Linked DNA regions of Homo sapiens: region 2 is linked to region 1. A link is an interaction called in ENCODE POLR2A ChIA-PET data of the cell type or tissue named here. Cell type or tissue: GM12878. All regions are shown on one strand. Links, peaks and the distances in the headings refer to the core of each region. The heading gives the core; the rest is flanking DNA.

Region 1 (6,719 bases), core at 1,034-6,033:
GTGCCATTATCTGAAATAGCTTTTAAGAATGAATGTAATGCCATTTTAAATGTATTTAAATGTTGTGCCGATTTAATGTTCTATGTACGGTACAGTACTACTAATGGTTCAAGAAGTTGTTTTGACTTAACAGTGAAATCCTTGCTTTTAAAGATCATAGATACCTTTAGACACCTTTAAGATGAAACATGTTTATGAGAGGAAATGTCCGCACAAATACAATCCCCCGCAAACTTAGCATGTGGTTTTAGTAGGTTCATAGGCCCACCTGGTGATCCCTAGGATAAGAAATTGTGGTCAAGAAACTGATTTCAGGGGCCGGGCTGGTGGCTTACACCTGTAATCCCAGCACTGTTTGTCTCAAAACAAAGAAACTGGCTCAAGGTTGGATACTTTTCAAACGAGAGGAATGGAGGAAGGGAATGCAATGAATAACTTTTCAAATCCAGTATGTCTGATTTAATATGCCGTTTGCTCTGTCAGTTTCATTTGGTTCGTGTCACTGATCATTTATAACCTTTTTTCAAACTGCTTTCATTCCCCTAAGGAAAATCTGATACTGAATTATTTTATTTCTTCTTTCACTATATTTGAACGGTTTTATAGTCTGAAAGCTATCAATTTCTCATTACAGTTTACTTCATAGTACTTCTAGGAATTCTTCCTGTGGTTTGAGGTAAGGCTACAGGATTCCTAGAGTTTGTACCCCTCTAGTCCCAGTAAAGGACCTGGTACATCAATCAGGGTAGCCCTAGAAAGTTGGAGTAACTTCGTAACAGTGGGAACTGCTTCTGTTCTATGTTTTTTGTGGGTTTTTTATTTGTTTTTGTTTTTTTGTTTTTTTGTTTTTTTTTTGAGACAGAGTCTTGCTCTGTGGCCCCAGGCTGGAATGCTACGGCACGATCTCGGCTTACTGCAACCTCTGCATGCTGAGTTCAAGCGATTCTCCTGCCTCAGCCTCCTCAGTAGCTGGGATTACAGGCGTGCACCACCACGCCCAGCTAATTGTTGTATTTTTAGTAGAGACAGGGTTTCCCCATGTTGGCCAGGCTGGTCTTGAACTCCTGACTTCAAGTGATCAGCCCACCTCTCAGAGAGCTGGGATTATACATGTGAGCCAACATGCCTGCCCTGCCTCATTCTTTATACTACAGTAAAGTCCCGGTTGGGCAATAATCTAAACATAAAAGAAATGAAACCATAAAATTATATAAGAAAACAATGGAGAAAATTTTTTGTAATCAACAGAGTGAAAAAGGATTTTTTAATGCCATGTCACAGAAACCTAGAGAAAAAAGGTTTAAGTTTGATTTCATAAAAATTTAAATTTTTGACATAAATACCATAAAGGTCAAAAGATAAAAAATTTTAAATATTTTCAATATATAACAAAAACTAAACTTTCTTAATATGTAAAGAACTACATATCAAAAAGAGAGCGGAAATACAGATGGCTTTTAAAAACAGGTAAAGCTGTTCACCTTCACAATAATAACAATTTCAAATTATGACTATAATAATACCATTTTTCACCTATCAGACAAAGATGAAAAAGTTCATTAATATAATTGTGTAGGTGAAGCTCAGGCACTTTCTTATATTATTGGTGACAGTATACATTGATATAGCTTCTTTGAAAGGTTATTCATAGCAGCATTATTTATAACAGCTAAAACCTAGAAATAACCTATGTGTCCCATTATAGATGACTGGCTAAGTGATGAATACTATTAAATTGTTAAAAAGAACTCATTATCTATATGGAAGTACTTTTAATATATACTAAGTGAAAAATCAAAGTGCAAAACAGTATGCTAATATCTGTTTTGTGAGGGTGGGATGGATACTTGGATGGAGGAAGACAGACAGGCAGTCTGGCTTATATATGGATAGAATGTCTCGGAAAATATACAAGGCACTGGTTACAGTTATCACCTAAGGGAAAGGATTGAGGGAGAGGAGAATGTGACTTAACTTTTTCACTATATACCCTTTTGTACGGTTTAATTTTTGCCAAGTCCATGTAATCCATGTATACATAGGGAGCATATGTATATAAATATATGTAAATATAAGTAAAAAAATATGTATGTGCTGCCGGGCGCGGTGGCTCACTCCTGTAATCTCAGCACTTTGGGAGGCCGAGGTGGGCGGATCATGAGGTCAGGAGATCGAGACCATCCTGGCTAACACGGTGAAACCCCGTCTCTACTAAAAACACAAAAAAAGTAGCCGGGCGTGGTTGCGGGCGCCTGTAGTCCCAGCTGCTCGGGAGGCTGAGGCAGGAGAATGGTGTAAACCTGGGAGGTGGAGCTTGCAGTAAGCCAAGATCGCGCCACTGCACTCCAGCCTGGGCAACAGAGTGAAACTCTGTCTCAAAAAAAAAAAAAAAACAACACGCTTTTCTCTCTCTCTCTCTCTCTCTCTCTCTCTCTCTCTCTATATATATATATATATATATACACATATATATATACGTATATATATACATATATATACGTGTATATATACATATATACGTATATATATGTATATATACACATATATATACACATATATATGTATATATATACATATATATACACATATATATGTATATATACACATATATATGTATATGTATATATATACATATATATATATATGCTAAAGTTAAGTACTGGATTCCTATCTGTATCTGCTACCTAACTGCAGTATAAATCTTGGAAGTTGAGTCTGTTTTCTCATTTGTAACCACCTCTTAGATAACACACATAAAAGCACATAGCACATGCCTGACACACAGTAGGGTTCAGTGACAGTGAGCTGTTTTAGTCTCTAAACTCTCTTCCTCAAAGAGAGCTTCTCAAAGAAAAAAAAATGTAGTGAAGAAAAGAACTTACTCCACCAGGGATCTTCTCTCCCCAGCCAGTGGCAGGCATATTAAGGGCTATAAGTAAGTGGTTATTTTACCATCCTAAAGTAATGGTGTTTCAAAGTATGCAAGATTCTTCATACTTCACTGTGTCCTTTTCTGAGCATCTTTGTAGAGAGTATATGCACAAACATCTGACTAACAAAGGGAACACTTTTCATCATATAATTTAGGATTCACTTAGAGACCTAAAGTATAAAGAAAGAAACTTAGGTATGTTAGCCCATAAGGAGAAACTCATTATCAATTTGGGATTATCTTAAGGTCCTACCTTATAAAATTAAAATTTAACAGAAGATTATTCTTTTTCAATTTCCTAAGTTCTTATTTGCTACTACATCGTAGCAGTTCGAGGGAGAATTTGGTCTAACGATGTAATGTTTTCTGTATGCCATACATAGAACAAAGCTATGTACGAAATACTAAAAATATTATTTGACATTATTTAATAAAATATTATAACTATTTCACCCCGATAATGATGGAAATTAAGTTGCAGTAATATAGATTTTTAAAATAAAAACTTCAAAACCAGGCGCCATGGCTCACGCCTGTGATACCAGCGCTTTGGAAGGCCGAGGCAGGCAGATTGCTTGAGACCAGGAGTTTGAGACCAGTCTAAGCAACATAGCAAATAAAAATAAAAAATTAGCCAGGCATGGTGGTGTGCCTGCAGTCCCACCTACTTGGGAGGCTGAGGTGGGGGGATCACTTGAGCCCCTGAAGTCAAAGCTGCAGTGAGCTGTGATCACACCACTGCATTCCAGCCTGAGTGACAAGGCAAGACTTTGTCTCAAAAATATAAGTAAAATAAAATTAAAATTTTACTTGTTTATTTTTTTGAGACGGCGTCTCTCTTTTTCCCAGGCTGGGGTGTAGTGGTGTGTTCTCGGCTCACCGTAACCTCTGCCTCCGGAGTTCAAGCGATTCTCCTGCCTCAGCCTCCCGAGTAGCTGGGATTACAGGTACGTGCCACTATGCCCAGCTAGTTTTTGTACTTTTAGTAGAGACAGGGTTTTGCCATGTTGGCAAGGCTGGTCTCAAACTCCTAATGTCAAGTGATCCGCCTGCCTGGGCCCCGCAAAGTGTTGGGATTACAGGCGTGAGCCACCGCACCCAGCCTTAAAACTTTAAAATTCAGAATATGAGCCTTTGTTTTATAGCTTCACTTGTTAAAACAAATCAGGAGCTGGGTGTGGTAGCTCACGCCTGTAATCCCAGCACTTGGGGAGGCTGAAGCGGGCAGATCACCTGGTCTCAATCTCCCTGAACTCGTGATCCGCCCGCCTCAGCCTCCCAAAGTGCTGGAATTACAAACGTGAGCCACCACGCCCGGCCTGAAGTTTGAAGTTTTTAAAAAGAAAGAGTTGTTAGGCATAATTGTGTAAATAGAGGTAAAAATTGACAGCAAGAAAGGCAGTAGAAAACTATGACAAATGAAGGTGATGGCTCACGCCTGTAATCCCAGCACTTTGGGAGGCCAAGGCGGGCGGATCACCTGAGGTCAGTAGTTCAAGACAAGCCTGGCTAACATGGTGAGACCCTGTCTCTACTAAAAAATACAAAAATTAGCCAGGCATGGTGATGTGCACCTGTTATCCCAGTCACTTGGGAGGCTGAGGCAGGAGAATTCACTTGAACCCGGGAGGCGGAGGTTACAGTGAGCTGAGATGGCGCCACTTCACTCCAGTCTCTCCAGTCAGTCCAGACAGAGTGAGACTCAATCTCAAAAAAAAACAAAAAACAAAAAACAACAACTATGACAAATAAGTGTAATTTCCCAGGACTATTAAGGTCTTGTAATCCCATGCACTGGAAGCTTTTGTTGTTGTTTTCTGATTTATCATTGAAGTGACCAAAGCGCAGTGGTAAGAACAAGCCTTTGTGATTACTTCACACTAGAGAAGGGTCTTTCCCACATATTTGAGACTTAAGGAGTTGATAGTGAACAGTGTAAGCGGCCACACAGGTGTGGGTTAAGAACTGATGTGTGTATTCACTTTCTGTAAAGATGACCAAACATATGTTGTTAGACAAACGAAAAATTCACCCCAAGATCATTGAGGGCATGCAAAATAGTATGAGGTAGAGGCAGCTGTAATTCAGGTGTCCAAATACAAGAGCAGGTGGAGAAAAGAAAAGAAACTGAGAACAGTAAAGAGTTTTTAAAGTTATAACACACAATTGTTAAAATAGAATGTTCAGTACCAAGTAGCAGAGTAGATAATGCAGAACACTGAGGTGGCTTGAGAAAAATCTCTCAGAACTCAGGAAAGAGGTGTGCGAAATGAGCGTTAGGAGAGAGCACTTCCCCAAGTCTGTGATAGAAATTCCTGAAAGGGAACAGAGGAGACTGAAGCGAAACTCTATTAAGCGACAAGGAAGACTCAAATGGAGAAGCTAACCCAGTTCCGATGAAGACTTGGCACATATCTATAATGTATTTTTTTTGAAGTCAGCCAAAAGAAAGTTTAAATTTGAGGTACATCTGAAAGAGTAAGCAATACAGAAAAATCTTGACAACATCTGAGGACAAAAAAAAAAGTACTGATACTGTTGAGTGTGAGGCAAAACCTCACTTTCAGTCTTTCTTGAGAAATATTGGCAAAATATGCCCTTAATACAGGAGTTCCATTTTTATTTCATTTATTTATTTATTTATTTATTTATTGAGACAGGTTCTCACTTTGTCACCCAGGCTGGAGTGCAGTGGTACAGTCACTGCTCACTGCAGCCTTGACCTCCTGGGCTCAAGTGATCCTCCCAGCTTTGCCTCCCAAGTAGCTGGGACTGCAGGCACGCATCACTACGCTTGGCTTTATTTTTATTTATTATGTGTTTATTTTTATTTTTATTTTTTGTAGATACGTGGTTTCACCATGTTGCCCAGGCTGGTCTTGAACTCCTGGCCTCAAATGATCCTCCTGCCTTGGCCCAGAGTGTTTTTGTTTTTTTTTTTTGTTTGTTTGTTTTTTGTTTTTTGGAGACAATCTTGCTCTGTCACCCAGGCTGGAATGCAGTGAGTGGCGCGATCTCGGCTCACTGCAACCACCGCCTTCTGGGTTCAAGCAATTCTCCTGCCTCAGTGTCCCGAGTAGCTGGGACTACAGGTGCCCACCACCATGGCCAGCTAATTTTTTGTATTTTTTAGTAGAGATGGAGTTTCACCATGTTAGCCAGGATGGTCTCGATCTCCTGACCTCGTGATTTGCCTCGGCCTCCCAAAGTGCTGGGATTACAGGCATGAGCCACCACGCCCGGCCGAGATATATTTCACATACCATAAAATTCACCTAAAAGGTACAGTTTAGTGGTTTTTAGTATATTCACAGCTGTGGAACTAAATCTTAATTTCAGAATATTTTCAACACCCCAAGGAGAGACTGGGTACATACAGTTATTCTCCATTCTCACCCACATCCCAACCCCTGACAACCACTAATCTACTTTCTGTCTCCAGATTTCCCTGTCCTGGTCTCATACCATGTGTAGTCTTTTGTATCTGTTTTTTTGTTTTGTTTTGTTTTGTTTTGTTTTGTTTTGTTTTGTTTTTGAGAGGAGTCTGGCTCTGTCGCCTAGGCTGGAGTGCAGTGGTGCAATCTTGGCTCACTGCAAGCCCCGCCTCCTGGGTTCACGCCATTCTCCTGCCTCAGCCTCCCCAGTAGCTGGGACTACAGGCGCCCGCCACCACACCCGGCTAATTTTTTGTATTTTTAGTAGAGATGGGGTTTCACTGTGTTAGCCAGGATGGTCTCGATCTCCTGACCTCGTGATCCACCTGCCTCGGCCTCCCAAAGTGCTAGGG
Region 2 (5,000 bases), core at 1-5,000, 150 kb after region 1:
TGGGACAGGCAAGGTGGCTCACTCCTGTAATCCCAACACTTTGGGAGGCCGTGGTGGGCAGACTACTTGAGCCCAGGAGTTAAAGCCCAGCCTAGGCAATATAGTGAGACCCTGTTACTACAAAAAAAAAAAAAATTATTACACATGGTAGTGCACGTCTGTAGCCCCAGGTACTCAGGAGGCTGAGGTGGGAGGATCATTTGAGCCTCGGAGGTCAGGGCTGTAGTGAGCCATAGTTGTGCCACTGCACTCCAGCCTGGGTGGAGTGACACCCTGTCTCAAAAAAAAAAAAAAAAAAAAAAGTAAAAGAAAAAAGGCAAGCTCTGGAGCCAGGCTGCCTGGGTTAGAGTGCTGGTCCTGCCTCCCTAAGATCATGTGTCAGGCAATTGCTTAATCTTTCTGTACTTCAGTGTTTCCTTTGAAAAATAAGGATAATATTAGTATCTGTCTTATAGGTTTGTCATGAGGATTAAGTAATAAATATAAGGTACTTAGAACAGTATCAGCACAAAGAATCAATGCTCAATAAATGTTTGCTATTTTGAAATTAGTCTTGTGGCCAGGCACGGTGGCTCACGCCTGTAATCCCAGCACTTTGGGAGGCTGAGGCGGGCAGATCACAAGGTCAGGAGATCGAGACCATCCTGGCTAACACGGTGAAACCCCGTCTCTACTAAAAATACAAAAAAATTAGCCGGGCGTGATGGTGGGCGCCTGTAGTCCCAGCTACTCGGGAGGCTGAGGCAGGAGAGTGGCGTGAACCCAGGAGGTGGAGCTTGCAGTGAGCCGAGATCATGCCACTGCGGTCCAGCCTGCGCAACAGGGCGAGACTCCGTCTCAAAAAAAAAAAAAAAAAAAAATTCACTCTTTACTTCCAGCTGCCAAAAATTTATATTATACGTTAAATAATTTTTCAACTTACACTGATTAGAAAGAGAACAAAAAGCCATGTGGCACAATGTAAAAATGTTACCAACTCTAACTGCAAAACTTTGGGTATATAATGTTAACTAAAGAAAGCAGTGATTCTAGTATAAGAATTAAAAATAATCTTAGCAGCACTATTCATGATAGTCTCAAACTGGAAATAATCAAATGTAGCATCAAAAGTACCATGGAAAAATTATGGCTTATGTATACAACTTAACACCACAGAGAAATGAGAACGAATGAACTATGGCTACTTCCAACAACATGGGTGAACCCCGCAAAGGGAATGTTAAGAAAGGAAGCTAGATGCTGTAAGTATATACCACAGAATTCCACCAATAGAATACTGACTAGGACGCATTATGGGGTCCTCTGGAATGCTGACAATGCTCTATGTCTTGATCTGAAAGCTGGTTTCACAGAGGGTTTACTGCATGAAAATTCACCAAGCTGTATATTTATGATTTGTGCACTTTTCTCATGTACGTCATACTTCGATAAAAAGTTAAAATAATGGCTGAGCACAGTGGCTCACGCCTGTAATCCCAGCACTTTGGGAGGCTGTGGTGGGCAGATCACCTAAGGTCAGGAGTGTGAGACCAGCCTAGCCAACATGGCAAAACCCCAACTCTACTAAAAGTACAAAAAGTAGCCAGGCGTGGTGGCGGGCACCTGTAATCCCAGTTACTCAGGAGGCTGAGACAAGAGAATTGCTTGAACCCAGGAGACGGAGGTTGCAGTGACCTGAGATCACGCCACTGCACTCCAGCCTGGGCGACAAGAGCAAGACTCCATCTCAAAAAGAAAAGTTAAAATAAAAAGTACTATGCAGTTAACCATGTCACTAAAATCCTGTATTTCTAACCTCCTGAAAAGATGATACCTCAGGTCATTCCAAAAAATCCCTTAGCAAATATTTACTGAGAGCTTCTCTATGTGCATGACACTATCTTATGAGCTGGGGATATAAAAGTAAATGACACTTCATCATTCCTTTCAGAAGCTTACTTTCGGCTGGGTGTGGTGGCTCACACCTGTAATCCCACTACTTTGGGAGGTTGAGGCGGGCAGATCACCTGAGGTCAAGAGTTTGAGACCAGCCTGGCCAACATGGTGAAACCCCATCTCTACTAAAAATACAAAAATTAGCCAGGTGTGGTGGCGGGCACCTGTAATCCCAGCTACTCAGGAGGCTGAGGCAGGAGAATCGCTTGAACCCAGCAGGCAGAGGTTGCAGTGAGCTGAGATTGCACCACTGAACTCCAGCCTGGGTGACAAGAGTAAAACTCTGCCTCAAAAAAAAAGAGGGCCGGGCACAGTGGCTCATGCCTGTAATCCCAGCACTTTGGGAGGCTGAGGTGGGTGGAGTGGGTGGATCACCTGAGGTCAGGAGTTTGAGACCAGCCTGGCCAACATGGTGAAACCCCATCTTTACTAAAAATACAAAACTTAGCCGGGCACAATGGCACACGTTCGTAATCCAGCTGCTTGCGAGGCTGAGGCAGGAGAATCACTTGAACCCAGGAGGCGGAGGTTGCAGTGAGCTGAGATCACGCCATTGCACTTTGGGGAAGCTGAAGCATGAACTGCTTGAGCTCAGGAGTTCAAGACCAGCCTGGGCAACATGGCGAAACCCCACCTCTACAAAAAAATACAAAAATTAGCCGGGTGTGGTGGTGCATGCCTGTAATCCCAGCTACTCGGGAGGGTGAGGTTGGAGAATGGCTTGAGCCTGGGAGGCAGAGGTTGCAGTGAGCCAAGATCACGCCACTGCATTCCAGCCTGGGTGACAGAGCAAGAGAGACCCTGTTTCAAGGAAAAAAAAAAAAAAAAGGAAGAAAGGATTGTTTAGGAGGGCCTTTCTCATGAAGAAACATTTAAGAAAACAGTAAAGGAGGCAAACCATTGGAGTCTCTAAGAAAATGAATTTCGGCAGAGAAGCTAGTGGAAAGACTGAGACAGGATGAGCTTAATGTCTAACAACACAGGGAAGCCAGTGTGGCTGCAGGTTAGGCTCTGCAAAGCAGCAGTCTGGCAGAGCTCCTGTGAGCATGACTCTTGTTATGCTGGCTTTTTGCATATGGGGCTCCTGCGAACTTGGAACGTGAGGAACTGAATTTTAAATTTATGAATTAAACTGTAAATAGTTACATGTAGCTAGTGGCTACTGTATTAGCACAGATATACAGCCTCATAGGCCACAGTAAGGGCTGTGAATTTGAAACCATCCTCAAAGAGTTAAAGAAACCAATGACTAACAAATTCTTGAGTTTGGACTGGGCGTGGCTTACACCTGTAATCCCAGCATTTGAAAGGCCAAGGTGGGTGGATCACTTGAGGGCAGGAGTTGGAGACCAGCCTGGCCAACATGGCAAAACCCCGTCTCTACTAAAAATACAAAAATTAGCCAGTGTGGTGGCGTGTCCCTGTAATCCCAGAGGCTGAGGCAGGAGGATCACTTGAACCCAGGACGGCAGAGGCTGCAGTGAGTTGAGATCACATCAGTGCACTTAAGCCTGGGCATCAGAGGAGACTGTCTCAAAAAAAAAAAAAGAAAGAAATTATTGAGTTTGCAGGGTAGCAGATAAGAAACTACTTGGTAAAATACTGAAACTTCCTCCCCTTATGGGATAAAAGAACTGGCTGAAATTGGTTGGAACCAATATGGCCAAGTAGAGTCTGCAGAGAACAAGCTTCCTGGTGTCGCAAGCTGACTCTCCATCACGTTTCATACTCATTCCCCTGAATTGGCACATGAGCCCTATGAGTTAGCATGAGGAGATAACTGTGCATGCCCAAGGACCTTCCAGATGTCCCCTTTCCTTCCATCGCTCACCTACTGATCTCAGAATCCACCCTCTGAACCTTTTCTAATAAAAACACTGCCTTGAAGTCAGCACAGGGAGGCAGATTTGAGGTCGACTCCTGTCTCCTTGGGAGTCAATTTGCAATATAAAGCCTTTCTTGTCTCAAAAACCTGGTGTCACAGTGCATCAGGAAGCGAGCCCCTTTTCCTGGATCACAATTTTGAGTGAGAGGAGAAGCCACTGGAGGGTTTCAAAGAGAGTAGTGATGTGGTGTACGTTTAGAGGATCATCAGTGCTGCTGTTTGTGGGAGGCAGATCAGCAAGTTAGTCAGGGGCATGAAGATGACACTGGTTTGCACTCAATGACAGCAGTGGAGGAGGAAAGAAGTCGGATTCAGAATATTTTATGACATATACATAATTTGATATATACATAGTTTATATGTAGATGCCACCAGCTGAAAGGTAATACAAATGGAATAAACCTCTAATATTAATATGCTTACATTTTTTCACCAATGCTACCCGAACTGAAAATATGTTAACACTCAAGATAAAAGCCCTGCTTCCTTTCTATATAATCATGAAAAGACAGTAACACATCTGAAATATTGTAAGATTATTTCTCTGTAGAATCAGATCTTAACTGTACATATGGTAAAAACAGTAGTAATTTTTGAATCTTAATCCCTAATGTTACTTATTTTCTCATTACACTTTAATAAACAAAAAGGCAAACTACAACATACTAACCTTAATAAAAATGGATCTTAACTGTAGAGCCACCAGCTTTCTTGAAGGCAATGAATACACTATAAAAACAAGAAGAAAATGAAATCATATGACAGTGAAGTTATACAAGTTGAAATTATTATGATAAACAAAAATTGAATTATAATACCTTTTGCATTTAAATGTTTTCAATAATTAAAATACGGAACATATATGACATCTGGTTAAAATAAGACCTTTTAGAAGTACCTTAAAATAAGCCAGTGGGCTTTATTCTATGGAACAGATTCATTTCTGAAAAGTTAACTGTAAGAAAATATAAAAAATTATTTTTCTTTTGACTTTAACTGCAAAACCAGAGAAGTATTCCCCTGAAAATTTCTGGTATTATGACAAATAAAATCATCCTTAAGAAAACTGAACTTTTTGGCTTTTGATATTCTCCCCTCTTTGTCTCCAGAGAACAGCAACACTCATTGGGATTAACAGAAAAAACAGTAAAAGGTAGGAGAATGTTAGCCATGTAATAAA

Evidence for each region. ChIA-PET counts read pairs that join two places held together with the same protein. Peaks named below come from ENCODE experiments on the same cell type or tissue, not always from the same donor. Only the 100,000 strongest peaks of a DNase experiment are listed, where the experiment ranks them.
Region 2: POLR2A ChIA-PET joins it to region 1 with 6 read pairs; 5 of 35 experiments call an interaction of 5 or more read pairs at or near these places.

Annotation. Positions count from the first base shown.
Region 1 is chr18:12,866,185-12,872,903 of GRCh38, reverse strand. All of the region lies in intron 1 of PTPN2 (protein tyrosine phosphatase non-receptor type 2), which reads left to right. Among named protein-coding and RNA genes, the nearest start is that of PTPN2, 15 kb to the left of the region's middle. In GM12878, for the core only: no CTCF peak of the experiment used is centred there; no DNase peak of the experiment used is centred there; H3K27ac peaks cover 602 bases.
Region 2 is chr18:12,712,251-12,717,250 of GRCh38, reverse strand. It overlaps PSMG2 (proteasome assembly chaperone 2), which reads right to left. Exons shown (of 7, transcript NM_020232.5): 3 at 4,491-4,549. Among named protein-coding and RNA genes, the nearest start is that of PSMG2, 12 kb to the right of the region's middle. In GM12878, for the core only: no CTCF peak of the experiment used is centred there; no DNase peak of the experiment used is centred there.